2 separate regions of the Homo sapiens genome follow, and region 1 is linked to region 2. The links are chromatin loops, found by intact Hi-C in ENCODE. Cell type or tissue: Calu3. All regions are shown on one strand. Each heading gives the region's core, and the rest is flanking DNA. Links, peaks and the distances in the headings are about the cores only. Region 1 holds the start of UGT1A10 (UDP glucuronosyltransferase family 1 member A10). Region 2 overlaps UGT1A8 (UDP glucuronosyltransferase family 1 member A8).

Evidence for each region. A loop is a pair of places that touch in the nucleus more often than their neighbours do. Peaks named below come from ENCODE experiments on the same cell type or tissue, not always from the same donor. Only the 100,000 strongest peaks of a DNase experiment are listed, where the experiment ranks them.
Region 1: a loop joins it to region 2, with 5 times the contacts of the local background. A loop is called at or near these places in 2 of 110 quality-filtered maps.

What each region holds. Positions count from the first base shown.
Region 1 is chr2:233,630,296-233,645,699 of GRCh38, reverse strand. The region is part of intron 1 of UGT1A8 (UDP glucuronosyltransferase family 1 member A8); the gene reads right to left. It overlaps UGT1A10 (UDP glucuronosyltransferase family 1 member A10), which reads right to left and starts at 9,252. Exons shown (of 5, transcript NM_019075.4): 1 at 8,323-9,252. The coding sequence starts at 9,177. It also overlaps UGT1A. In Calu3, for the core only: CTCF peaks have their summits at 2,681 and 6,717; DNase peaks (open chromatin) are centred at 6,679 and 9,159.
Region 2 is chr2:233,695,224-233,710,627 of GRCh38, reverse strand. All of the region lies in intron 1 of UGT1A8 (UDP glucuronosyltransferase family 1 member A8), which reads right to left. The region is part of intron 1 of UGT1A10 (UDP glucuronosyltransferase family 1 member A10); the gene reads right to left. All of the region lies in intron 1 of UGT1A9 (UDP glucuronosyltransferase family 1 member A9), which reads right to left. All of the region lies in intron 1 of UGT1A7 (UDP glucuronosyltransferase family 1 member A7), which reads right to left. It also overlaps UGT1A6 and UGT1A. Among named protein-coding and RNA genes, the nearest start is that of UGT1A5, 10 kb to the left of the region's middle. In Calu3, for the core only: no CTCF peak of the experiment used is centred there; DNase peaks (open chromatin) are centred at 2,487 and 4,377.

The DNA of each region.
Region 1 (15,404 bases), core at 2,372-10,371, 66 kb after region 2:
TCTTACATCAGCAAGACCTGGATGTGAGACATGGAGTCAAAGGAGATCATTTTGGAGCTTTAAGATTTGACTGCCCTGCCGGATTTCTGACATGCATGGGGCCTGTAGCCCCCTTATTGGCCAATTTTTCCCAGTTGGAATGGTGTATTTACCCAATACCTGTACCCTCATTGTGTCTAGGAAGTAACTAACTTGCTTTTGATTTTACAGGCCCATAGGTGGAAGGGACTTGCCTTGTCTCAGATGAGACGTTGAACTGTGGACTTTTGAGTTAATGCTGAGACTTTGCGGGACTGTTGGGAGGGCATGATTGGTTTTGAAATGTGAGGACATGAGATTTGGGAGGGACCAGGGTGGAATCATATGGTTTGGCTGTGTCCCCACCTAAATCTCATCTTGAATTGTAACTCCCACAATTCCCACTGTTGTGGGAGGATCCTGGTGGGAAAATTGAATCATGGGGGCAGGTCTTTCCCATGCTGTTCTCTTGATAGTGAATAAGTCTCTCAAGAAGCCTAGTCAACAAGAACAATTTTTCTGGATTGCTTTCATCGATGCTTTGTCCCTGAAGGCAGAAAATGCATTGCCAGTAAGGGATTGTTTTTTAAAGTTCTTTTGATATTGGACAATGTCCCTAGCCACCCAGAACCCTAAAGGTGTCAAAGTGGTCTACCTGCTCCCAAACCCAATATCTCTAATTCAGCTTCTCAATCAGGGGTCATAAGAACCTTTAGAACTCATTACACACAGTTTTCTATGTAAAGGATTGTCAATACTGGAAAAGAATCTGGACAGAGAAGACACCAAGTTAGCAACTATCTACACAGGAAAAACCACCTTCATAAGAACCAAAACTCAGGTGAGCACTCATAGTACCTGGTTTTCATTTTATATAACTCAGAGACACTGAAGAAATAGAAAAAAAAAAGTTCTGCATCTCCTATGTCACCCAACCCCCTGAACCCACAGTGGCGGTGTGGCATAAAGAGAATCCCTGAGCCCTGGTGGGAGACAATTGGGAGGCACTGAAATCAGTGCTATTCTGTTAGAGCAGAAAGGAAACCCAGACCAAACTCAGCTGACACCCACCCACTGAGAGAGCGTTTATTTATTTATTTATTTATTTATTCTTATTTTTTGAGATGGAGTCTCACTCTGTCATCTAGGCTGGAGTGCAGTGGTATGATCTTGGCTCACTGCAGCCTCTGCCTCCGAGGTTCAAGCGAATCTCTGCTTCCTGAGTAGCTGGGATTACCGGCATGCACCACCACACCTGGCTAATTTTTGTATTTTCAGTACAGATTGGGTTTCGCCATGTTGGCCAGGCTGGTCTCAAACTCCTGGCCTCAAGTGATCCACCCACCTCAGCCTCCCTAAGTGCTGGGATTACAGGCATGAGCCACCGTGCCCAGCATTGAGGGAGCATTTAAACCAGCCCTAGGCTGAGGGAAATTGCTGATCTCAGAGGTCTGAACTTGAATGCCCACAGACCTCACCACCGAGGGCCAAAATGGTCTTGGCCTCAAGTAAACTTGAAAGGCAGTCTAGTCCATAAAGATTGCAACTCTTAGGTGAGTTCTAGGGCTGTACTAGGCCCAGAGACAGTGAACTGGGTAAAGGGGAGTATGACATACTGAAACACTAGCTGAAGCAGCCAAGGGAGTACCGACATCACTCCTCCCCTAATCCCAGGATGCACAGCTTGCGGCTCCAAAAGAGACCCTTTCCTTCTACTTGAGGAGAGGAGAGGGAAAAGTGGGGAGGACTTTGTCTTGCATTTAGGAGACCAGCTCAGCCACAGCAGGATAGGGCACTGGTCAGAATCATGAGGCCCCTGTGCCAGGCCCTAGCTTCCAGATGACATTTCTGAACACACCCTGGGCTAGAAGGGAACCTGCTGCCTTAAAAGAAAGGGCCCAGTCCTGCCAGCGTTCATCGCCTGCTAACTGAAGAGACCTTGGAACCTGAATACCAGCAGTGAAACCTCGTACTACGTCAAGGGCCTTGGTGAGCCTCTGAGACTTACTGGCTCTAGGTGAGATTCAGCACATTCCCAGCTGTGATGGCTATGGAGCAAAACTCATTCTGCTTGAGGAAAGCACAAGGAAAGGTAAAGGGGACTTTGCCTTATAACTTAGGTACCAACACTGCTGCAGGGGGATAGAGCATCAAGAGGGCTTTTGGGGTCCCTGATTCCAGGACTTGACTCGGACAGCATTTCTGGAGCTCCCCTGGGATAGAGGGGAGCCCACTGCCTTGAAGGGCAAGTCTCAGGCCAGGCAGCATTCACCACAAGTTGACTTAAGACCTTGGGCCTTAAGGGAACACCAGCAGAAGTCTGGCAGTACTGTCCATGGCCAGGGGTGGCAGTGGCTACAAGGTGAGGCTCCTCTGTCTTTGCAAATAAGAGGGAAGAATGGGAAGGACTGCATCTTGTGGTTTGAGTGCCAGCTCAGCTGCAATACAATAAAATACCAGGTGGAATGCTAAGGTTTTTGACTCTAGTCCCTGACTCCTAGATGGCACTTCTGGACCCACCCAGGGCCTGGGGGACCTTGCCATTCTGAAGGGAGGGATGCAGGTCTGGCTGGCTGTATCACCTGCTGATTGTAAAGCCCAAGGGCGTTGAGCAAACATAGGCAGTAGCCAGGAGGTGGTTACAGCAGGCCTTGGGTGAGACCCAGAGCTGTGCTGGTTTCAGGTCTGATCCAGCACAGTCATAGTGGTGATGGCCACAAGGATGCTTGTGTCACTCCACCCCCAGCTTGAGGTGGCTCAGAACAGAGAGAGAGACAGAGAGAGAGAGAGAGAGTGAGAGAGAGAGAGAGACTCTGTATTTTTGGGAGGAAGTAAGGGAAGAAAGCAAGAGTATGTGCTGGAATCCAGAGAAGTATCTTGGATCTTGTCCAAGACCATCAAGGCAATACATCTACAAGTCTGCAAGAACCACAGCGTTACTAGGCTTGGGGTGCCCCCTAAAGCAGAAACAGCTTAGATTACAACACCTAAGTCCTTTCAAATATCTGGAAAGCCTTTCCAAGAAGGACGGCTACAAATAAGCCCAGACAATGAAGACTACAATAAACACCTAACTCTTCAATGCCCAGACACTGAAGAATGTCTGCTAGCATCAACGCCATTCAGGAAAACCATGACCTCATCAAATGAATTAAATAAGGTGCCAGGGACTAACGCTGGAGAAACAGATATAAGCGACCTTTCAGACAGAGAATTCAAAATAGCTGTGTTGAGGAAACTCAAAGAAATTCCAAATAACACAGAGGAGGAATTCAGAATTCCAGCATATAAATTTAACAAAGAGATTGAAATCATTAGAAAGAATCAAGCAGAAATTCTGGAGCTGAAAAATGCAATCGGCATAATGAAGAATGCATCAAAGTCCTTTAATAGCAGAATGGACCAAACACAAGAAATAATTACTGAGCTTGAAGACAGGCCATTTGAAAATACATGGTCAGAGGAGACAAAAGAAAAAAGAATAAACAACAATGAAGCATGCTTATAGGATCTAGAAAATAGCCTCAAAGGGGCAAATCTAATAGTTATTGCCCATAAAGTGGAGGTAGAGAAAGAGATAGGAGTAGAAAGTTTATTCAAAGGGATAATAACAGAAAACTTTCCAAACCTAGAGAAAGATACCTATATTCAAGTATGAGAAGGCTAGAGAACACCAAGCACATTTAACCCAAAGAAAACTACCTCAAGGCATTTAATAATCAAACTCCCAAAGGTCAAGGATAAAGAAAAGATTCTAAAAGCAGCAAGAGAAGAGATAAATAACAAACAATGGAGTTCCAATACATCTGGCAGCAGCCTTTTCAGTGGAACCCTTACAGGCCAGGAGAGAGTGGCATGACATATTTAAAGTGCTGAAGAAAAAAAAACCTTTTACCCCAGAATAGTATATCTGGTGAAAATATCCTTCAAACAGGAAGGAGAAATAAAGACTTTCCAAGACAAAAGTTGAGGAATTTTATCAATTCCAGACCGATCCTACAAGAAATGCTACAGGGAGTACTTCAATCAGAAAGAAAAGGAAGCTCATGAGCAAGAAGAAATCATCTGAAGGTACAAAACTCACTGGTAATAGTAAGTACACAGAAATACACAGAATATTATAACATTGTAACTGTGTGTGCAAACTACTGTTATCCTACATATAAAGACTAAACAATGAACAAATCAAAAATAATAACTAAACAACTTTTTAAGATATAGGCAGTACAACAAGATATAAATGAAAATCACAAAGAGTTAAAAAGTAGGGAGCAAAGTTAAGACTAGTTTCTATTAGTTTTCTTCTTGCTGTGTGTTTGTTTATGCAAATAGTGTTAAGTTGTTATCAGGTTAAAATAAGGTTTATAAGATAGTATTTGCAAGCCTTATGGTAACTGTCATGGGTGGCAACTCTCTGAGACTGGTGTGGCATGGGAGGTAAAAAGAATTTACCAAGATACTTGTAGGTAAAGAAAGGCAGATTTATTAGAGAAAGTAGGAAAATATGTTGCAAGATAGTCAGCAAGAGAAGAGCTGGCTGCAAGGAGACAAAGGCTTGCTGAGGATTTTATAGGATGGTGCTTGTGCTGCAGAGAGCTAGATGCAGTATTGATAATGCCAAGGTTGCAGTGAGATAACTTGCATTTTTCTATCAGCTGAGGGTCTGGTGATCGCTGGGTGCAGGAAGATTATGTTATTTTTGCAGGAGGGCTATGTGTCCTAGACCATGAAGAAAGGGAGACTTATAGTTCATCTGCTTTTTCTTTTTTGCTTTCCCCTGGTCCTGCCAGCCTAGCTCTTTTTCCCTAATTAGGGCTCCACATTTCCCCCCTGACATAGCAACAATGACAAATCTTTGGCATGTGAGTGAAGGTCTCATCTTCCAACTGCTTCCTACTGACCAAGGGTATAGAGTTGGCCCTACCTAAGATTGTTGGCCTATCAGGAGGTTACATGGACCTAGATCCCTGGGTTGGCCCCTAAATTGGGGAGGGTCACTGTTGGACTATGGAAGAACAGCATTTGCAGCCTAAAAAAGAGACTGTTCTCTCCCATTTGAATGGTCTTGACACCCTCATAAAATTTGGAACTTACTCAATTGACCAAGGATGTATGGGTTTATTTCTGAATTCTCTGTTCCATAGATCAACATAAAAAGATGTTGTATGAGGCAATTGGAGGTAAATTAATTATGGGCTAGAAATGAGATAATATTAAAGTATTATTATTGTGTTAGGTGTGATAACGATATTGTGGCCGTGTAACAAATTTTACTTATTTTTTATATTTAATAAAATATTCAATGATGGAATGACAAGCCAAGAATTTCCACTAAAAAAATGACAGCCAAAAAGTTTCTTTAAAAGGTCAGAATAAGGGGATAGATGAATTAATACAGCAAAACACTGAAAATTATTTAGCCTAAGGATTGATATACAGGTGCACATTACACTATAGTCTTTTCATTTTGTATGTTTGAAAACTTTGAAAATAAATACTTGAAGTAAACAATTTTAGTGGGAGGCCTTAGTCTTGTCAACCAAAAGTTAACTTTGAATTTGGATCTTGGACTATAGCCAGAATCTTAGAGCAATGGGGAAAGCACAGATCTTTTCTTGCTCTGTAACCACATCCTATCCCCAGGTCTGCAGAGCTGCACCTACCATGGATGGTATAGATGAAGCCTGAATTCTTTTCCCCTAAAACCAGTCATCAATTCTGTTGGAACTCACCAAAAATTCAAAGAGACTAAGAGTGACTTCCTCTTTTTCTCATTAAAACTATTTCAATGTTCTGCTGAATTATTTACACATCACTAATCAACACACACACATTAGAATACTGAAATGTAAAAGAATGACCATACCAATTGATATAGTTTAAAAGTTTGTCCCCTCCAAATCCCATGTTGAAATTGGAGATGGGGCCATCTGCCATCATTGTTAAAGTATTTAATTACATCCCTGGCTGTAATTCTCCTGGATAGACTCAAGGAGATTTTGTTACAGGAGATCTTCAAGAAATCCCCTGTGCAGGGTCTGGGACACTGCACGCAAACACACCTGCACATACACAAACACATACATGTGCAAACACATACTCTATCATCAAGTAATGCTTCCTTCTCATCAGACAGATGAGACTCAGACTCTGAATCCTGTTTCCCAGCAAGATGTAACCAACTGCATGCTTTTCCCAGACACATCCTGGCATCTGAAACAAGGAAAGAGCAATATGCAGTGTTCATCGTTCTTTTGATGACAATTTACTTTTACTTTTGTGGTTGGGCCATATCCAAGGCTCTTTGACAGAAAGCCCTCTTTGAGATCGAATTCCTCTGTGAGAATTCTGCTGCCTTTACAGGTATAATCATAAAAATATACATTAATATACATAACCCTCTGCAAACTATAAAAACTTTCATACATGTGTATATTCTTTAATAGATATAGAAACACATTTATTTCATATCTCATAAAAGATATTTACAATCAAAATAAATGAAACCATATATAGTTTAATGTTTCATTTTTTATAGATATCCCTCTATCACAGGTGATATAAAATCATATATAGGTTTTTATATCTTTAAAGGCCTCTAGGTGACCCTGTGAGCCACAATAAACTCAGCGTGGGTTCAGGAAGTGGCAGATCCTCAACTCGGCCGAAGGCTGTGGGGTGTAGGCAACACATGGGTGGTGCTTGGTACTGTAATTAATGGAGGATAACGAGGAGAAAAGTGCTTTGATAAGTCCAACCTCTTAGAGTCCTGCAACTTGCATCTCCTCGCCTGGTCTTGCCATGAGCTGAAAGTCATGCCTAATTTTGAAAGGCCTACAACTGTAGTCTTCCTGCTTTTTAGAAAGAGCATTATTTCACTTTCCTATGAGATGGCTGAACGGTCACTCTTTCACCAACCATCTGCCAATGACAGATATAACTGTGTTACAAAGTCTACTGAATCTTGTAAGAAACCAGAACAATACATAAAAATGTGTACTCCACCCCTAATAAAATAATATAATGAGATGAGACACCAGGTGTTTCATCTGGATTTAGCAACTATGCGTTTGCCAAGAATCTTATTCTGGTATTTTTCAAGGATTTTTCAGTCACAAGCAACCGAATCCCTATTTAAACTGGCTACTCTAACAATATTACTCAATAATATTTTGGAAGTATATGCTCCAGCAAAGCAAAAGAAGCAGTACAAATATCAGACAAGGGAATTACTTGCAGATGGTATTGTATATTGTACATCTAATGCATACTACAAAATAATAAGAAAAGTTAGTGATGTGGCTGGATACAAGATACATATGCAAAAACCAAAATTTTAATTACCAGTAATCAGTTAAATGTAGAAATGGAAACATTGCCCTGTACAAAATAGTTTCTAAAGTAATAAAATGCCAAGGAATAAATGTTAAAAACAAACATAAAATGCTTATATAGTGAAAATTTTTATTTATGTATATAAAACAAGATCTGAATAAATAGTGAGACATATATGTTCCTGAACAGGAAGACTTAATAGCAAAAAGATGCCAGTCTTCTCAATTCAGGAAAACCCTGTAACCCTACGTGTAGGACTCTAGTCTACTAAGATAAAAGCAAGAATATAGAAATATATTCACGCAAGGAAAGTATTGAAGAGTGTTTACACAGCCTTATTCACAAAAGGAAAGAGTGGAAAATGGCTATATATATATCAATATTAATTGGTTAAAAAACTACATTGTATCCAAAGTAAAGAATTTTATGCAATTATTAAAAGAACTTGTCAAATCTGTCTGTATTGCTCTATAAAGGTACCCATAATTTATTGGCAAGTGAAAAATGCAAGATAAAGAAGAATATGTTCAGCCCAATACTAGATTTTATTTTTACTAAATAGGTATGGGAACTTACATGAGATATTGCATATGCCTAAAATACTTTTTTTCAATGAAAAGAATGTACACAAAACTTAAGAGCATTTCAACTACGGGGTCACATAGAATTAACAAAAAACGGAAGTTTCATTTCTTGCTGTGGTTTTTGGTACTTTTCTAAACATCGTATTTTAAAATGTAGCCTGAATATGATCTATAATTTTTAAATTATTACATATACTTTCAAGAAGGGCAGTTTTATAAAATTTGATAATTGATGAGTACATGAATTCGCACAAAATAATTTGTTAAACTGGAAAGAAATTTGAAATGCAACAAACGAAAATGTCAAATCACAGTTCAGTAAGGAATCCTTTTTTAATTTCCAAAGCCAGATTATTCTTAATGTGCTAAAGGAGAGGTGACTTACCATAGGCAATGGCTTTCCCTGATGACAGTTGATACCACCAATGAAGATCATGTTGGGCATCACGGGTTTGGGATAGTCCAAAACAAAGTCCGTTCGCAACAACCAAATTGATGTGTGACTGTAGAGATCATATGCCGTGACAGGGGTTTGGAGAATTTCAGAGGCTATTTCTAGGGCATTTCTAAAAAGATACTGGCAAAATAAATGGTCCTCCAAGTGCACGATGTGGTTCCATACTCTCTCCTTGAAAGTCATGGCATCTGAGAACCCTAAGAGATCATTGGGGACATAGGAAAGAGGAGCAGGGCACTGTGCACCTTCTTCAAGATGGTGGCAAAATATTCCCCTGGTGAAGACCACAGAGGGGAGGGAGAAATATTTAGCAACAATTAAGCCACAGGTATCAAAAGGATCCAGAAACACTGCATCAAAAGAACTCTCCTTTAAGTATTCTACTAATTTTCGGTCATTAAACAAACTCCTGCAATGCGAAAAAAATAAGTCAAGAAAACCACTGGATGAACTCATTAATAGAGAAAATATACTTTGTGCCTGTGCTTTCCATTGAGCATGGGCGAAAACCATGAATTCCCGGTTCTGATCTTCCAGAGTGTACGAGGTTGAGTAAGTCTTCACTGTGCAATTCAGTGATCTTTCCAGTTGCCAACTCACCTCTGGCATGACTACAACCACCTCATGCCCCCTGAGGATAAGTTTCTCCACCACCGACTGCATGGTGAACCAGTGACTCCCATCCATGGGCACTACCAGCAGCTTCCCTGCCTCGGCAAAGCCACAGGTCAGCAGTAGACACACACATAAAGGAACGGGGCTGGTCCACCCTGCGCGAGCCATGAGAGAACTGCAGCCCGAGCCAGCAGCTGGGATTCTAAGCTGCTATGATACAGTAGGCGGAAGAAGTACAGGCACAAAACCTGACCCCAATAGAGGGCGTGTATTTATCCTTTCATAAAAAAAAAAAAATCACACTCACTGCCAATGATTTACTCATAAGAACGATAACACACGAGTATCATTTGCTGAGATACCTACTTGTATGATTTCCAGACAAGAGTAGATTATGGTCTTCGCCTTGGAGGGAGAGCACGCTGCAAGTGAGTTTAGAAACAGAATTATTCAGCAATGCTTTTGGACCTTGAAGATTCGGAAAGATAAAGTGAAAGTAAATTTGAATAATGCTAATATTTTTGGAATTTATCCCAAAGCAAAATTTAGATTTTGACTTTAGCCAACCAAATACTCTCTGTCCAGAAAGAAATTGGCATCTCATGTTCCAGGGAAAGACAGCAAGGCTCTTAGCACTGACCTCCCAACTGGCAAGAAACTGGGGCTCACCTGCATCTCTGCAATGCATAATCATTGCTGGTTGTCTTCTTCCATATCCAAACCCTGAGAGGCCTCTGAAATGCCAAAATGAGATTGACAACCCTGCCTCCATGGACCATACCAGGGACTTGATGGAAAGTGACCATCACCTATTTTAATGACTTTCCTCAGATACGTTGCATGCAGTGGGGAGTTGCTGGCCCAGTCCTTGTGCGAACACTCTGCTGGGCTGCCTCTCTGTGACTGCTCTACTTCTATATTCTAAACACACCATCACTCCAGTGACCTCTTTCAGGAAAATATGTACTTGTCTCCCTCAGTCTGCTGAGGACTCCTGGAAGTCAGAGGTGATGCCATCTCTGTGTTTTTACCCTTCTTTCACAGTAGCCATGCTTTGCCTTTGACGTAGTTTGTATGTTTGTCCCCTCCATATATCATGGTCAAATATAATCCCCAGTGTTGGAGATGAAGCATGGTGGGAGGTGTTTGGGTCATGGGCATGGATCCCTCATGAATGGCTTGGCACTGCCCTCCCAATTGTGAGTGATTTCTCATGAGATTTGATTGTTTAAAAGTATACGACAGTACATGTATCCCAGATCTCTTAAAGTATAATTTTTTAAAAAATGCCAAAAACCCTCTTCAGGATATTATTCAGGAGAACTTCCCCAGCCTAGCAAGACAGGCCAACATTCAAATTCAGGAAACACAGAGAACACCATAAAGATACTCCTCGAGAAAAGCAACTCCAAGACACATAATCATCAGATTCACCAACGTTGAAATGAAGGAAAAATGTTAAGGGCAGCCAGAGAGAAAGGTCCTGTTACACACGAAAAGAAGTTCATCAGACTAACAGCAGACCTCTCTTTAGAGACCCAACAAACCAGAAGACAGTGGGGACCAAAACTCAACATTCCTAAAGGAAAGAATTTTCAATCCAGAATTTCATATCCAGCCAAACTAAGCTTCATAAGTGAAAGAGAAATAAAATCCTTTACAGACAAGCAAATGCTGAGAGATTTTGTCACCACCAGGCCTGCCTTACAAGAGCTCCTGAAGGAAGCACTAAATATGGAAAGAAAAAACCGGTACCAGCCACTGCACAAACATACCCAATTGTCAGGACAATTGACACTATAAAGAAACTGCATCAACTAGTAGGCAAAATAAACAGCTAGCATCATAATGACAGGATCAAGTTCACACATAACAATATTAATCTTAAATGTAAATGGGCTAAATGCCCCAATTAAAAGACACAGACTGGCAAATTGGATAAACAGTCAAGACCCATCAGTGTGCTGCATTCAGAAGACCCATTTCACGTGTAAAGACATATAGGCTCAAAATAAAGGGATAGAGGAATATTTACCAAGCATATGGAAAGCAAAAAAAATCAGGGGTTGCAATCTAGTCTCTGATAAAAACAGACTTTAAATCAACAGAGATCAAAAAAGACAAAGAAGGGCATTATATAATGGTAAAGGGATCAATGTAACAAGAAGAGCTAACCATCCTAAATATATATGCGCCCAATACAGGAGCACCCATAAAGCAAGTTCTTAGAGACCTACAAAGAGACTTAGGCTCCCATACAATAATAGTGGGAGACTTTAACACTCCATTGTCAATATTAGACAGATCAACGAGACAGAAAATTCACAAGGAAATTCAGGACTTGAACTCAGTTCTGGACCAAGCAAACCTAATACACATGTATAGAACTCTCCAACCCAAATCAACAGAATATATATTCTTCTCAGCACCACATTGCACTTATTCTAAAATTGACCACATAATTGGAAGCAAAACACTCCTCAGAAAATGCAAAAGAACAGAAATCATAACAAACAGTCTCTTAGATCACAGTGCAATCAAATTAGAACTCGGGATTAAGAAACTCACTCAAAACTGCACAACTACATGGAAACTGAACAACCTGCTCATGCATTACTACTGGGTAAATAATGAAATTAAGGCAGAAATAAATAAGTTCTTTGAAACCAATGAGAACAAAGACACAACCTACCAGAATCTCTGGGACACAGCTAAATCTATGTTCAGAGGGAAATTTATAGCACTAAATGCCCACAGGAGAAAGCAGGAAAGATCTAAAATCAAAACCATAACATCACAATTAAAAGAACTAGAGAAGCAAGAGCAAACAAATTCAAAAGCTAGCAGAAGACAAGAAAAAACTAAGATCAGAGCAGAACTGAAGGAGATAGAGACACAAAAAACCCTTCAAAAAATCAATGAATCCAGGAGCTGGTTTTTTGAAAAGATTAACAAAATAGATAGACCACTAGCCAGACTAATAAAGAAGAAAAGAGAGAAGAATCAATAGACACAATAAAAAATGATAAAGGGGAGATAACCACTGAGCCCACAGAAATACAAACTACCATCAGAGAATACTATCAACACCTCTACACAAATAAACTAGACATTCTAGGAGAAATGGATAAATTCCTGGACACGTATATCCTCCCAAGACTAAACCAGGAAGAAGCAGAATTCCTGAATAGACCAATAACAGGTTTTGAAATTGAGGCAGTAATTAATAGCCTACCCACCAAAAACACCCAGGACCAGATGAGTTCACAGCCGAACTCTACCAGAGGTACAAAGAGGGCCTGGTATCATTCCTTCTGAAACTATTCCAAACAATAGAAAAAGAGGGACTCCTCCATAACTCATTTTATGAGGCCAGCATCATCCTGATACCAGGATGTGGCAGAGACACAACAACCAAAAAAATTTCAGGCCAATATCTCTGATGAACATCGATGGCAAATATCCTCAATAAAGTACTGGCAAACTGAGTCCAGTAGTACATCAAAAAGCTTATCCACCATGATCAAGTCGGCTTCATCCCTGGGATGCAAGGCTGGTCCAACATACACAAATCAATAAACATAATCCATCACATAAACAGAACCAATGACAAAAACCACATGATTACATCAATAAAATTCAACAGCACTTCATGCCAAAAATTCTTGATGAACTAGTTATTGATGGAACGTATCTCAAAATAATAAAAGTTATTTATGACAAACCGACAGCCAATATCATACTGAATGGGCAAAAGCTGGAAGCATTCCCTTTGAAAACTGGCACAAGATAAGGATGCCCTCTCTCACCACTCCTATTCAACATAGTATTGGAAGTTCTGGCCAGGGCAATCAAGCAAGAGAAAGAAATACAGGGTATTCAAATAGGAAGAGAGAAAGTCAAATTGTCTCTGTTTGCAGATGACATGATTGTATATTTAGAAAACCCCATCATCTCAGTCCAAAAACTCCTTAAGCTGATAAGCAACTTCAGAAAAGTCTCAGGTTACAAAATCAATATGCAAAAATCACAAGCATTCCTATACACCAATAATGGAAAAACAGAGAGCCAAATTGTAAACTCCCATTCACAATTGCTACAAAAAGAATAAAATACCTAGGAATACAACTTACAAGGGATGGGAAAGACCTCTTCAAGGAGAACTACAAACCACTGCTCAAGTAAATAAGAGAGGACACAAACAAATGGAAAATCATTCCATGCTCATGGATAGGAAGAATCAATATTGTGAAAATGGCCGTACTGCTGAAGGTAATTTATAGATTGAATGCTATCCACATCAAGCTACCATTGACTTTCTTCACAGAATAGGAAAAAACTACTTTAAAGTTCATACGGAGCTAAAAAATAGCCTGTATATCCAAGACAATCCTAAGCAAAAAGAACAAAGCTGGAGGCATCATGCTACCTGACTTCAAATTATACTACAAGGCTACAGTAACAAAAACAGCATGGTACTTGTACCCAAACAGATATATAGACCAATGGAACTGAACAGAGGCCTCAGAAATTATGCCACACATCTACAACCATCTGACCTTTGACAAACCTGACAAAAACAAGAAATGGGGCAAGGATTTCCTATGTAATAAATGGTGTTGGGAAAACTGGCTAGCCATATGTAGAAAACTGAATCTGGACCCCTTCCTTACACCTTATACAAAAATTAACTCAAGATGGATTAAAGACTTAAACATAAGACCTAAAACCATGAAAACTCTAGAAAAAAACCTAGGCAATACCATTCAGGAAATAGGCATGGGCAAAGACTTCATAACTAAAACACCAAAAGCAATGACAACCAAAAGCCAAAATTGAGAAATGGGATCTAATTAAACTAAACAGCTTCTGCACAGCAAAAGAAACTATCATCAGACTGAACAGGCAACTTACAGAATGGGAGAAAAATTTTGCAATCTATCCATCTGACAAAGGGCTAATATCCTGAATCTACAAGGAACTTAAACCAATTTACAAGAAAAAAAAACCCCATCAAAAAGCGGTCGAAGGATATGAACAGACACTTCACAAAAGAAGACATTTATACAACCAACAAGCATATCAAAAAAAGCCGATCATCACTGGTCATTAGAGAAATGCAAATCAAAACCACAATGAGATACCATCTCATGCCAGTTAGAATGGCAATCATTAAAACTCAGGAAAGAACGTATGCTGGAGAGGATGTGGAGAAATAGGAACGCTTTTATGCTGTTGGTGGGAGTGTAAATTAGTTCAACCATTGTGGAAGACAGTGTGGCGATTCATCAAGGATCTAGAACCAGAAATACCATTTGACCCAGCAATCCCATTACTAGGTATATACCCAAAGGATTATAAATCATTCTATTATAAAGCACATGCACATGTATTTTATTGCAGCACTATTCACAATAGCAAAGACTTGGAACCAACTCAAATGCCCATCAATGATAGCCTGGATAAAGAAAATGTGGCACATATACACCATGGAATACTATGCAGCCATTAAAAAGGATGCATTCATGTCTTTTGCAGGGACATGGATGAAGCTGGAAACTATCATTCTTAGCAAACTAACACAAGAACAGAGAACAAAACACTGCATGTTGGAGTTGGAGTTGCAAGTAGGAGTTGGACAATGAGAACACATGGACACAGGGAGGGGAACATCACACACCAGGGCCTGTCGGGGGGTGAGGGCCTAGGGGAGGGAAAGCATTAGGAGAAATACCTAATGTAGATGAAGGAATGATGGGTGCAGCAAACCACCATGGCACGTGTATACCTATGTAACAAACCTGCATGTTCTGCACATGTATCCTAGAACTTAAAGTATAAAAAAAAAAAAAGAGTTTTAGAGCAGGAAAAAAAAAAAAGTATGTGCTACCATGGCATATGTTTACCTATGTAACAAACCTGAACATCTTCCACATGTACCCCAGAAATAAAAATAAAAATTAAAATAAAAAAGTATGTGCCATCTCCCCTGTCTCTCTCTTGCTCCTGCTCTTGCCATGTGACATGCCAGCTCTCCATCACCTTCTGTCATGATTGTAAGCTTCCTGAGGCCTCACCAGAAGCAGATGCTAGCACCATGTTTCATATAAAGTCTGCCAAACTGTGAGCCAATTAAACCTCTTTTCTTTATAAATTACCCAGCCTCAGGTATCCTTTACAGCAATCCAAACAGACAAATGCAGCCCTGCACAAAGAAAATCAACCAGAATATTTGTTGCACTGGACAGAATTATATTCTGCAGGTTTTCTTGATACCTTCATGGATGAGCTAAGCAGTGTGTGTCAGGCAACACCTTAAGGAACATTTAGTGAGAGATTCTGCAGACAACCTCGGGGTATAATCCTTGTAGGAGCACAAGATGGCTCCTTTCGGG
Region 2 (15,404 bases), core at 1,188-9,187:
CTACTCAAATATAAGAAGACAAACAAACCAATAAAGGTGTGCGGAAGATTTTGAAAGGGCACCTTTTAAAAGAAAACAGGCATATGATCAATAAGCACATGAAAAGATTATCATCAGTCATAAGAGGAATGCAAATTCAAACCCAATGAAATTCTACTACACACCCATTAGGATGGCTAAAATGTAAAAGACTAAAAATAGCAAGTCTTAGCACAAATACAGAGCAGCCAGAACTCTAATGCGTTGCTGTTAGGAATGTAAAATTGTATAACTGCTTTGGAAACAGTTCGACTGTTTCTTATGAAGTCATACATACACCTACCATGCAACCCAACAATCCCACTTTTAAGTATTTACCCAAGAAAAATGAAATCTCAGAAACACTCGTACTCGAATAGTCATAGCAGCTTTATTCATAATAGCCAACAACTGGAAACTATCCACATGTCCATCAATAAATAAATGCATAAGCAAATGATGATATATCTATACAATGAAATGCTACTCGGAAATAGAAACGAATGAAATATTGATACATGCAACAATGTGAAAGGATCTGAAGAGACATTATGCCGAGCCAAAGAGGCCAGACACAAAACAGTATACCTGTGTGTTTTTCATTCATAATTGTATGATTCCATTCAGATGAAACTCTAGAAAAGACAATTCTGTTATCCAGCAACAGAAACCATCCAGGGTTGCCTAAGGTGAGGGGAGGTATTAGGTGACTGAGATAGGACAGAAGGGAAGTTACTGGGTAATGGAGTGCTCCGTGTCTTGAATGTGGTGATGGCTGCACAGCTAAATAAAATCATTACAACTCAGAAATGTATCATTAAAACGGTGCACTTTATTGCATGTAAATAATACTCCAATAATGTTTATTTTAGTAGTATCAATTGAAAACATATCATTCAATTAAAAAAGAACAAAATTTTCCCAAGCTGACCAAAAGACCAAAACCTACTATACAAAGCCCTACCTATTCCAAGAAACACTCACAGCAAAACACCTATATTTAATAATGTTTCTTTCACATCCTGGTATATTTTTTGAATTTTAAGTTTAAATTTATAAGTACTTACATATATCACAGTAGGAAAAAGAATTCCTAAAAGAGAGCAAGAGGCAGAGACTTCAAATACTAAATACTTATAAGCCCCAAAATGATTGCTTTAAAAGTCGGCAGGTCATCCTTTCTGGAGGACATTCTTATTGAGTGTTCACCCATAGATTATTAAAAGAAATTTAGATTAGGACACAGAAAAATCTATATAGTAATAGGTTTATATGACAAACTAGTAACAAAAAATCTGACATCTAAATAGAAAATATCATTAATTGAAGGGTAATTCACAGCGTGGACAAGTTATTTCCTATCTCATCCCAGCGGCCACCCCTCCCCCAAACTCTCAAATGTACTTCTGGTGAGGATCCACTCCCAGCTCAGGATAGAACATGTGACCTAGGCCTCAACCAATCAGCACGTCTCATCCCCTTGGCCACCATGATTAGTTCAGAGATGGGCATGTGACTTCATTAGAGCCAATGAGGCAGAAGAACTTTAACTAGGAATCCTGGGAAAAGAACTCAGGCTGAAGCCCCTGCTGCTTGGGTATTATGACACTGAGAAGGATGCCACGGCCGAGGAAACAGAGACAAGAAATGGAAACATATAAATGGGTTCTGGTGACATAGTTTGGCTCTGTAGCAAGCAATACCTAACCAGATAGCCCCTGAGATTGTTCTAGTATGTGAACCAATAAAAGAGATTAAAAAAGAAAAGCCCTGCAACAAATTCACTGAGTCAAGAATTTGGGGAAGTTGCCCAAATAAAGTGATCACAGGTTGCATTGATTTGGGGGGGGGTGGGGAGTTGGTCAGGGTCTTGCTCTGTTGCCCAGGCTGAGGTGCAATGATGCAAACATAGCTCACTGGAACCTTGAACTCCTGGGCTCAAATAATCCTCCCACCTCAGCCTTCCGAGTAGTTAGGTCTACAGGCACACGCTACCATGTCCAGCTAGGTTTTTACTTTCTGTAGTGAAGGAATCTCACTATGCTGCCTAGGCTGGTCTCAAACTCCTGGGCTCAAGCTATCCTCCTGCTTCGGCCCCGCAAAGTGCTGGGATTATAAGCATGAGCCACCACGCTCAGCCAGTTGCATCAATTCTATTAAATGCAGAAGGTAAATACCAGTTCTTATCTTCACTGGTGAAACAACTTGATGAAAGTAAACACACACACACAAAAGACGTTTAAATGAAGAATTAATAAGGGAAATGAAAATTCAAATAACCTTGAGATATTTTTTACCTATTGGATTGTCAAAAACTGAAAGCATTTGATGATAATACATGTGGCAAGGATATGAAGGAAAGTGTACACTTATACATTGCTAAGGGAAGAATAAATTGTTAATGCCTAATGACATTTAAAATGTGCACGACACAGTAAGTCCATTTTCCGGCAACTCCCCTGTGGAAACTCCCACACAGGAGCACAGTGAGTCATATACTAAGATGTTTATTCTAATTCGTTTGAATAAAAGTAAAAAGCAAGATGCAGAGTGGGGGAAGATATTTGCAATATCTATAACTGCCAAAGAACTAGTATCCAGAATGCATACATAATTCGAGTAGACAACCCAGTGGGCAATAGACTTGAATGGGCAAAAGAGGAAATCCAAATGACTGATAAGTATATTTTAAAACCCTCAATATAATCAGTCATGTACATAACTAATGCCTTAGCAATCAGGGATATGTACAACCACTCTGAAAAATAGTTACATCTTATTAAATTAATGATATGCACGCCCTCCAACGCAGCAGCTCCACCCCTAGGTATATACTCTAAAAACCCACTCACATGTGTTTCAGAATGTAAAAGAATGTTCGTTGTAACATTGTTCACAGTAGTGAAAAGCTAGATACAACCCAAAGCCCATCAACAGTAGAATGGATAAATAAAATTGTGGTGTATTCATACAATGGGATATATTCAGTACTGACAATCCACAAACTACAACTTGTAAAAACACACATCATGAATCTCTCAAACATAAGGTTGAACCAAAAAAAAAAAAAAGGCAAGACAAAGAAAAACAGTAAAATTCTATTTATGTTAAGTACCGAAACAGGTAAAATCATCTGTATTATTTACAGATGCAAATTTAGGTGGCAAAATTGTAAAGAAAAGCAAAGAAATAGTCGAGGGAGAGAGAACATCAAAAAGAATAGCTCATGGATGCTGAGCTTAATACCTAGGTGATGGGTTGATCTGGGCAGCAAACCACCATGGCACATGTTTAGCTATGTAACAAACCTGCACATCCTGCATGTGTGCCCTGGAACTTAAAATAAATGCTGATGAAGAAAAACACAAGAGAAATAATCATCACAAAAGTCAGAGAAAAGATGGAAAGGGAATAGAACGGAGGGCAGGCACCCAGGATGGATGTCTGGGTGCTGATAAACTGCAGTGACCTCCGGGATAGAAAGCCTAATGCAGAGTATTTTGGGGGTCCCTCAGCTGCCATGCAAAGTGGAGCACATGCAGATGGGACTCTGTCCACCTGAGCAGCTTCCTCTACCTTGGGGGCTGGCTGACCATGGATCCTAGGTTCCTGTTGATTCTTACTGCCTATCTGTGAAGAATCAAGTTTCTTTGCCTGACTTGCACAAGCATTCCATCTCACCAGACTCATACTCTGGCAGCTAGGATTGTAAAATGCCTCCAACCAGAGCTGGGAAGTGCCAGGTCTAGGAATCTTAGTAAAGACTGCTGAGGTGTTTAGAGTCCTGCCCTGGGATTGGCAACCCAACCTAATTGGTGCATGGTATTTCTCTCCCAGAGATGGATACCAGTGTACGGCACTCTGCTTCACAGTCACTGTCAACCCTGAGATTCCAGAATTCCATGACTTTTCAGTGACAAGAAGGAGTGGGGTGGGGAGTAGAAATCAGACCTACAGTGATGGGGCACAGACACAGTAGAAACACTCATTTCTCTAGTCTTCTTATCACATACTTAGGTCCACCTCCCATCTCCACTCTTACCCTAAGGTTTGAGAAACACCTAGAAAAAAAGCTGTGTTTCTAAGCCGCTGTAAAATCCTCAGCATCACACCAGCCTGGACACCCTCATGTACCCAGCCTATGGTGAAACCTCAATGGTCATTTGCTTTGACCAAGTCTGTGGCTGAAAGACCACGTGAAGTTTGAGTGGTAAATGTACTTGGCCTCTGCTTTTGTACAATGGCCTAAATTGGAAGAATGTTTTTTCAGGGTCACCAGCTTGAATAGTTCCAAAAGGCACTATCTACATAGTACCTGGCACTGGGCCCCACCCCTGAGGTTGGGCAATCCAGCTGCCCTGGTTCTCTCACTCTCCCAGCTGCACATTTGCCCCTGCCTGGGCCAGCTTTGTGGAGGAGCAGCCTGGGCAGACACACCACATTCCACATTTAGAAGGTTCTCATGCTTTGTTTAATACTTTGCTGTCAGTGTCCTGAAATTCTTGGTTTTTTTTTAAGACAGAATCTAGCTCTGTCACCCAGGCTGGCATGCAGTGGCGTGATCTCGGCTCACTGCAACCTCTGCCTCCCAGGTCCAAGTGCAAGTGATTCTCACACCTCAGCCTCCTGAGTAGCCGGAACCACAGGCATGCACCTCCACACCCAGCTAATTTTTTGTCTTTTTAGTAGAGAAGGAGTTTCACTATTTTGGCCAGGGCAGTCTTGAACTCCTGGCCTCAAGTGATCTGCCTGCCTCAGCTTCCCACTTCAGCTCCAGCCACTGTGCTCGGCCTGAAATTCTTAATAATTTTTGAACAAGGGGCATTTTGCACTAAGACACTCAAAGTATGCAGCTGATCTGTTACCGACCTACCTGCTCAGGGTATTAAAAGATAACAATATACTGGTGAATTTTTATACCAGTCGTTGTGAATATTATCTCACAACTATAATTTATGAGAAGACCTTCAACTTCCTAGAACTGTCAACTCAGTTTCTTCTCTCTTCAGAGCCTTTCCCAGATCCATAAACCATTTCTATCCCTTGCCACAAGCAATATCACCAGCTGCTCTTCACAGCTGAAGGTAATCTCCCCACCCTGATTCTTAAAAAGGTATTTATTATCATTAAATTTGCCTCATGTGTGTCTGCTAAAAAATATGTGCAATTCTGAAGGATAAGTTATGAGCCACCTCTGAAGACAAGTCTCTGATGAGTATCATTTTAAAGGCACAAACAAAATAAAAGCAAAACCCCATGTAATAAGACAAAAATTGAGAGAATGTGTTGCTGAAAAACTCAACTTACAAGAAATACTAAAGGAAGTTCTTCAGGTTGAAAGCAAGTGACCCCATAGAATAATCTGAATTCATACAGAAAAAAAGCACTGATAATAGTAATCATGTAGTTATAAAAGGCAGTACCAATGCATACTTCCCCTTTATTCTCTCTCTCTCTCTCTTTTTTTTTTTTTCAGACGAAGTCTCGCTCTTGTCCCCCAGGCTGGCGTGCAATGGCACGATCTTGGCTCTCTGCAACCTCCGCCTCCCGGGTTCAAGCAATTCTCCTGCCTCAGCCTCCCGAGTAGCTGGGATTACAGGCGCCTGCCACCATACCCGGCTAATTTCTGTATTTTAAGTAGAGATGGGGTTTCACCATGTTGGCCAGGCTGGTCTTGATCTAGGCTGGTCTCAGGTGATCCACCTGCCTCAGCCTTCCAAAGTGCTGGGATTACAGGAGTGAGCCACCGTGCCCGGCCCTATTCTCTTAACTGATTTTAAAAGCAATCCTAAAAAGCAATATACATATATATAATTATATTGTTGGGACTATAACATATGGAAGCGTAATATATTTGACAATAATAGCACAAGGGAGGCAGTTGGGAGCAAAGGCAAATTGGGCTAAGAAATGATACCATAAGGTAACTCAGATCCATAAGAACAAAGGAAAAGAACCAAAAATGATAAGCAAAAAGGTTAATATAACAAACTCTATAAATACATACTTGCTCTTCTTTCTTCTCTCTGATTCTTGAAAGCATGTGTATTTATATAAAGTAATATTATCACCATGTATTGTTTAGTTTGTAACATATATAGATGTACCACGTATAACAATAATATCATAAAAAGGGGAGAAAGGAAATAGAGCTATATAGGAATGACATTTCAATATTTAACTGGAATTAAGTTGGTATAAATCTGAAGTAGATACTGGTAAGTTAAAATCGATGTGCTAAGCCCTAGAACAACCGCTCAGAACACAACTTTTTAAATAGTGGAAAGAAAAACATTAAAGGATTTTACATGTTGCACTAGAAAATATTCACTCAATGCAAAAAAAAAAAAAAAGCAATAAAGGCAGAACAGAGGAACAAATAAATACATGAGAGATATAGAGCATAAAAAGTAAAATGGGGCCAGGCACAGTGGCTCACACCTGTAATCCCAGTACTTTGAAAGGCTGAGGCGGGTGGATCACTTGAGGTAAGGAGTTTGAGACCAGACTGACCAACATGGCAAAACTCTGTCTCTATAAAAAATACAAAAATTAGCCAGGCATGTTGGTGCACACCTGTAGTTCCAGCTGCTCGGGCGGCTGAGGTGGGAGAACTGCTTGAACCCAGGAGGCGGAGGTTGCAGTGGGCCAAGATCACACCACTGCACTCCAGTCTGGGTAACAGAATGAGATTTTGTCTCAAAAAAAAAAGAAAAGAAAAAAATGATGGTAGACATAATTCCATCTACATCAATAATAGTATTAAATGTGAATGGATTAAACAACTCAATTAAAAGACAGAGATTATCAGACTGCATTAAAAACAAGGACTAATAATATCTTGTCTGCAGAAGATACATTTGAGATTTAAAAACAAAAAAAAGTTTATATTTAAAACTTAAATTTTACAAAGTTAAATGGTGGAAAAAAAATATATCATGAAACAGCAACCAAAAGAAATGCAGATTGGTTATACTAATATCAGATAAAATAGACTTTTTTAATGACACAGTATCATGAAGCAAGATAATATAGACCTTAAAACAAAAAATATTACTAGCAATAAAGTGGGAAATTGTGTAATGATAAGTGTCACTCCACCAGGAAGCTAAACTAAACACAAAGCAAGAAGGCAGAAAATAATAAAGAATAGAGGGGAAATTAACGACATAGAAATAGAGAAGCAATAGAGAAAAATAAACAAAACCAAAATTGTTTATTTGAAAATATAGACAAAATTGATAAACCTAAAGTTAGATTAACAAAGAAAAAAGAGAGAAGACTCAAAATTGCTAAAAATATGAAATGAAAGAGGGAATGTTACTACCAACCTTACAGAAACAGAAAGTATTATAAGGGAACACTCTGGGCCATTTTATGCCAAGGAATTAGATAACTTAGATAAAATTGACAAATTCCTAGAAAGAAACAAACTACTGAAATTGAATCAAGAAGAAATACAAAATCTAAATAAAGCCATAACAGGTAAAAAGATTAAATTAGTAATTTTAAAACCTCCTGCAAGAAAAGCCTAGGCCCAGACAGCTTCACTAGTGAATTCTATCAAATATGTAAAGAATGAATACCAATTCTTGACAGACTGTTCCCAAAAAATAGAAGAGAACATTCCCCAGTTTCTTCTACAAGGCCAGTAATATTCAGATAGCAAACACAGACCAAGGCTCCGCAAGAAAATAAGACTTCCAATATCTCTTATGGATATGATGCAAAAGTCCTCAATAAAATGCTGTCAAACCAAATTCAGTAACATGTAAAAGGATTATACAACACAATCAAGTGGGATTATTCTAGGAATACAAGGTTCGTTTACACCTGCAAATCAATTAACACATATCACTAGAATAGGGGACCAAAAAGAAAACCATGTTCATTTCAATAGACACAGAAAAAGCATTTGACAAAACCAAACACCTCAGGTATGATAAGAATACTCAACGAGCTAGGAATAGATGAAAATTTCCTCAATCTCATAATGTGGGGGGCATCTACTCAAAAAATCTCCAGTTAAGACCTAATCTGCTAAAAGACTGAATACTTCCCCACCTAAGATCAGGAACAAGATAAGAATCTCCTCTTTCCACTTCTATTCAACACGGTACTAGAGGTTCAAGCCAGGGCAATTAGATAAGCAAAAGAAATAAATGTTATCCTTATTAGAAAGGAAGAAGTAACGCTATCTCTATTTGTAGATAACATGATCTGGAATGTAGAAAATCCTACGAAATCCACTAAAAAAAAACTATTAGAACAAATAAACAAGTTCAGAAATGTTGAAGTACAAGATCAATATACAAAACTCTTTATGCTAAAGGGAAAAAGCTATTCATGTATTTTGTGAATGGAATCCATAGAAATAGGCAAATTCATAAGGACAGAAAGTTGATTAATGGCTGCCAGGGGCTGGAGGAAGGAGAGAAAGAAGAGTGACTGATAATAGATATAAGGTATCTTTGGGAGTGACTGAAAATGTTCTAAGGTTGACTATGGTGATGGTTGTACAAATCTGTGACTATACCAAAAACCATTAAAATTAGTGAATTGTTAATTTTTTGAAGGGTTTTTTTTTGTGTCTCTATTTCCTTCAGTTCTGCTCTGATCTTAGTTATTTCTTGCCTTTTACTAGCTTTTGAATGTGTTTGCTCTTGCTTTTCTAGTTCTTTTAATTGTGATGTTAGGGTGTCAATTTTAGATCTTTTCTGCTTTCTCTTGTGGGCATTTAGTGCTATAAATTTCCCTCTACACACTGCTTTGAATGTGTCCCAGAGATTCTGGTATGTTGTGTCTTTGTTCTCGTTGATTTCAAAGAACACCTTTATTTCTGCCTTCATTTCGTTATGTACCCAGTAGTTATTCAGGAGCAGGTTGTTCAGTTTCCATGTAGTTGAGCGGTTTTGAGTGATTTTCTTAATTCTGAGTTCTAGTTTGATTGCACTGTGGTCTGAGAGACAGTTTGCTATAATTTCTGTTCTTTTACGTTTGCTGAGGAGTGCTTTACTTCCAACTATGTGGTCAATTTTGGAGTAGGTGTGGTGTGGTGCTGAAAAGAATGTATATTCTGTTGATTTGGGGTGGAGAGTTCTGTAGATGTCTATTAGGTCCGCTTGGTGCAGAGCTGAGTTCAATTCCTGGGTATCCTTGTTAACTTTCTGTCTCGTTGATCTGTCTAATGTTGACAGTGGGGTGTTAAAGTCTCCCACTATTATTGTGTGGGAGTCTAAGTCTCTTTGTAGATCTCTAAGAACTTTTACACTGTTGGTGGGACTGTAAACTAGTTCAACCATTGTGGAAGACAGTGTGGCGATTCCTCAAGGATCTAGAACTAGAAATACCATTTGACCCAGCCATCTCATTACTGGGTATATACCCAAAGGATTATAAATAATGCTGCTATAAAGACACATGCACATGTATGTTTATAACGGCACTATTCACAATAGCAAAGACTTGGAACCAACCTAAATGTCCCTCAATGATAGACTGGATTAAGAAAATGTGGCACATATACACCATGGAATACTATGCAGCCATAAAAAATTATGAGTTCATGTCCTTTGTAGGGACATGGATGAAACTGGAAACCATCATTCTCAGCAAACTATCGCAAGGACAAAAAATCAAACACCGCATGTTCTCACTCATAGGTGGGAATTGAACAATCACACACAGACACAGGAAGAGGAACGTCACACACCGGGGACTGTTGTGGGGTGGGGGGAGGAGGGAGGGATAGCATTAGGAGATATACCTAATGCTAAATGACGAGTTAATGGGTGCAGCACACCAACATGGCACATGTATACATATGTAACAAACCTGTACGTTGTGCACATGTACCCTAAAACTTAAAGTATAATAATAATAAAATTTTTAAAAAAAGAAAAAAACATTCAAAGTGTAGTTTATATATTATCACGAATTTGTGCTGAAAAGTAGAAATATGTAAACACTTAAAGTCATTAAATCTTACTGGAACCCCCCCAAAAAAAGAGTGAATTGTATCATAATAAATTGCATCATAATAAAGTTATATTTTTATAACCCCTTATTCTCATTCTCCTAGAGTTATCTAAATTACTAGACAGTCAAGTTTCTAGGCTTTTATGTACTCATGTTGAATACTTTTTTTAGCTGAATCATTCTAGCATTCAGCTACTCTTTAGATAATTATCTATTAACAGAAACACTGCTGCCAAAATGTTCCACATGCCTGGAAATGCCCCAGATAATCAGCCATAAAGATAAGCACAGGGTTTTGAAAGAGAGGCAGAATTTTAAAGGCATTGTAGACATTGGCCTAAGTCACGTATTTTAAAAAGTGCCTATTAAGAATGACTTGGCATTTTGGGGCTTTTGTTCTACTGAGTTGCCTAGAATGAACCCACAGCTCAGCCAACAAAGGCTGAGATTTCAGCCTGAATGAGCATTCCTTGTAAAGACCCCTATAGGGAGACAAACAGCTCAGAGGGTGGGCACAGGATCCTTGCTGCCCTCCACACCTCCAGGCTGGGGGCCTTGCTGGGTAGACACCACTGGATTCACTTGGAATTGATTTAGATCAGAGTTTCTCAATTTCAGCACTCGTGACATTTTGAGCCAGAGTAATTCTTTGTTGGGAGTTGGGGGACGGGTATTTTTCACACATTGTACAACTTTCAACAGCATCCTTGGCCTCTACGTATATCCTACTGACTATTTCGCCTCTCCAATTGCAACACCAAAAATGTCTTCAGACATATCTGTCCTAGGGGAAAAATTAGTTCTATTTGAGAACTACTATTTAGATGACTCCAGAATATGAGAGGAGGAAACTTGGGAACAGAACTAGTCCTGAGGAACTGGGGTCTAGTTTTCTGGGAAAACGCTCCGTAAAAAATGCTGCAAGAAAACCACATTCATTGTTTTTATCACCTCTCAGCGAGAAAGTTTCAGCCTGTATTCAGGCCTAGCTAGGCTCTAGGCCTGAGCTTGCATTCTATTCCTTTCTATAGACCAGGCTGGGAAGAAAGGATGTCCTAGAGCCAGAGCTCTGGCCATGACCTGGCTCTATGATGTGAATGGCCCTGTCCTTCGGAAGGCTTGAACAGTTCTTTGTATTACAAGTAGAAGAGACTAGGATTTACTTCTGACCTCCTTTGTTCTAAGGAAAACACTCCAATGACCCTTCTAATAATGAAATGCAAAGCTAAATTCTCTTCTAAAATTGAGATATTTGAAATCTAGCCATACCAATAAGAAAAGAGGTTAGCCCTAGGGTGGATGAAACTCAACAAAATAGCAAAAAGGACAGCATAAGAGTGTCCCAGCATCTGGCCTGGATTCAAGCCCCTATAGGAAGAGGAAAGGGGCCTAAAAACAAAAGTTCGTTTTTGTTTTTTTTTCATGCAACAGCATGAGATTCTGAAGAAGAAGTGAGGATCAGAGAGACAGACAGAAAGGTTGCAAGGCACCCATGAGAATCTGACATAAGTAGAACTGTTTTGGGGCAGGTGATGAGGTGCACAGGGCTAGAGAGAAGGCCCTGGGCAGGGCTGGGATAAGTTGTTTCAGGACATCTGGGACTGCCTGGTGGCTCAGCCTCTCATGTTCTTACAGCAGGAATCACCACCTGGGTGGCCAAAGGGCTTCCCCAAGGGCCAGCTTGGACAGAAACCAAGCAGCCCTCTGAGACGGCCACGTCCCTCCTTGGGCAGAGGAGGCAGGTAAGGCTTTGGTCAAAGTCGCAAAGTCACACCAACATGGGAATAAGAGGGAAGTGATCCTGCCTTACTCTTCCACAAGGCGAGGCTGGGAGCCCAGAGGTTACCATGAGAAAGGATACTCTTTCTTTCTGAATCATAGCATTATGTAAAAAATGGTCACCAAGCTATGGTTTTCAAAAGGCTTTGCACATTTTTTTTAGAAATGTATTTGTTTTATAGTTGGGCCAATAGTTACCTATAAAGCATGCTTACTAACCTGTTAGGCAAAATTGAATTCCACTGTTTATTAATCCGAATTTCTTGGATTATTTCTGAAATTAAACATGTTCTTAAAGTTTTGTTGGCCACTCGTGTTCTGTTTACTTTATGTATTGCCGATTATGTGATTTGCCTAATGAGGACTGCATTTTTAAGCTATAAATCAGGGCTTCATTTTCTATGATCTGTGATATATCTTCTTTTCTTAAATAATTTATTGCGATGAAGTCACATAAAATTCACCACGCTAAAGTGAACAATTTCATGGCATTCAGCACATTCATGTTTTGCAACTGACACCTCTATCTGGTTCCAGACATTTCCATCTGTCCAAAGACACATTTTTTTTCATAGTGTTGAAATGGTTTGATTATTGGACAAAAGAAATTCTATTTTGATCACTTTAATTTAATTCCTAATAATTAAAAGTGCATGTTGATAATTACATATCATAATACAGAATGTTCTCTAGGACGACATGCTGGGAATACAGTTGAGACACAAACAAGGTCAAGCACCAGATACAGGGTCACAGGGCTCAAAAAGTACATTCATTAGAGCCCAGTTTCTCAATATAACTGAGTACAACTTTTTGAAAAAATAAGATAATTGGTACCAATGTGCAGAAATGATATTTTTTCCTTCTTACACCAAATATTTCTTTGTAATAAGAATAAATAGCTTTCATTTACTTTTTTCCAATACCCTAGACTTCTAGGAGAAGGAGTCAATAGATTTGATTCAATCAATGGTAAGAAATCATTAAATAAATGCATAACTTTTGCTTACTAACTTCTTAATTAGATTTTCTTGAAATTAAAAAGAAAATTTAAAAATTACTTGAAACGAATGAAAATGGAAACACAATGTATCAAAATCTATGGGCTATAGCAAAACCAGAACTAAGAGAGAAGTTTTTAACAATAAATGCCTACATCCAAAAAGCAGAAATATTTTGAATAAACAACCTAAGAATGCACCTCAAGGAACTAAAAAAGCAAAAGTAAACCAAACTCAAACTTTGTAGAAGGAAAGAAATAATAAAGATCAGGGAAAAAATAAATTAAATTGAGGCTAAATAAACAATGCAAAGACCAATGAAACAAAAAGTTTTTTAAAAAAAAAAAAAGATAAACAAAATTGGCAAACCTTGAGCTAGACTAAGAAAAAGAGAAAACACTCAGATAAAATCAGAAATGAAAAAGGAAACACAGCAACTGACACCACAGAAATACAAAGGATCATTAGCGATTATTGTGAACTCTATATGCCAACAAATTAGAAAACCTAGAGGAAATGGATACATTTCCAAACACAAACAATCTACCAAGATTGAATGAAGAAGAAATAGAAAACCTCAACAAACCAATATAAGTAACAAGATTGAAGCAGTAATAAAAAGTCTCTCATCAAAGAAAAGCCCAGGACCAGATGGATTCACTGCTGAATTCTACCAACCATTTTTAAAAGAATTAATACCAGTTCCACTCAAACTATTACAGAAAAATGAAGAGGAGAGAATACTTCCAAACTCATCCTGTGAGACCAGTGTTACCCTGATACCAAAACCAGACAAGGACACAACAAAAAAAAAGAAAACTGCGGGCCCATATCTCTGACGAACATAGATGCAAAAATCTCAACGAAACACCAGCAAACCAAATCCAATAATATGTTAAAAAGATAATTAATCCTGATGCATTTATTGATATATTGATATGAATACATTGACAGAATTTAGGACAGAACTCATATGTTGTAGATGCTGAAAAAACATTCAACAAAATTCAACGTCCCTTTATGATACACACTCTCAATAAACTGGCTACAGAAGGAACATACCTCAAAACAATAAAATCCATATATGATAAATCCACAGCTAACATCATACTGAAAAGGGTAAAACTGAAAACTGTTCCTCTAAAATCTGGAATAAGACAAAGATGCTGACTGTCAGCACTGTTATTCTTCATAGTACTGGAAGTCCTATCCAAAGCAATTAAGCAAGAGAAAGAAAGAAAGAAAGGGCATCCAAGTTGGAAAGGAAGAAGTCAAATTATTCTTGTTCTCAGATGACATAATATATTCAGAAAAATTTAAACATTCCACCCAAAAGCTGTTAGAACTGACAAGCAAATTCGGTAAAGTTGCAGTATACAAGATCAACTTACAAAAATCAGTAGCATTTATAAATGCCAACAGAGAAAAAACTGAAAAGGAAATCAACCCCATTTACAAAACGTACAAAGAATATATAATACCTAGGAATAAATTTAAGGAAGGAAGTGAAAGATCTGTATAAGGAAATGAGGATGAAGACCAAATATATATTTCACGATATTACAGTCCTACGTTTTCTTTATCCATTCATTCACTGATGTGTGCTTAGGTTGATTCCATATTTTGGCTACTGTGAATAGTGCTATAATAAACATGGGAGTGCAGATAGCTCTTCAATATATATTTTTTTCTTTTGGATATATACCCAGCAATGGGATATATTGGGGCAGTTCTAGTTCTTTTTGTTTTGTTTTGTTTTGAAGACTCTCCATACTGTTCTTCATAGTGGCTGTACTAATTTACATTCTTCAAATGTAAATTAGGGACTGAGCCCCATGTCTGTGGGACCTGATGCTATCTTCAGGTGGACATCTTCAGAACTGAATTAGAGGACACCCAGCTGGTATCTGGCAGAATTGCCTGCTTGCTTGGTGTGTGGAGAAAAAAAACCCCACACATTTGTTCACTGAAGTTTTCTGCGTTGTTTGTTGTTGAGTGAGAAAACAGGAAAAACCCTTTGAGTTTTTTGTTGGTTTTGTTTTCCACTCACAGATAGTACATATACAGAATGGAAAATTATTCAGCCATAAAAAAGGATGAAGACCTGTCATGTGCAGCAACATAAATGTAACTGGAAGTCATTATGTTAGGTGAAATAATCTAGGCACAGAAAGACAAATACCACATGTTCTCATTTATATGTGGAGCTAAAAAAGTGGGTCTCATGGAGGTAGAGAGTTCATTGGTAATTACCAGAAGGTGGAAAGGGTAAGTAGGGAAGGGGGGGTGAAAATGGTTGGTTAAAATTTAAAAAAGAAAAAGAAAAAAGAAATAAAATTTGTAATACTCCAAAAACTTTGATAGAAAAGAGAAAAACATCTAAAGGGCCAATAAAGCACGTTGATCAAAAAAAAAAGAAGAAGAAGAAGGCCGGGCGCGGTAGCTCACGCCTGTAATCCCAGCACTTTGGGAGGCTGGGGTGGGCGGACCACGAGGTCAAGAGATTGAGACCATCCTGGCCAACGTGGTGAAACCCCGCCTCTACTAAAAATGCAAAAATTAGCTGGGAATGGTGGCACATGCCTATAGTCCCAGCTACTCAGGAGGCTGAGGCAGGAGAATCGCTTG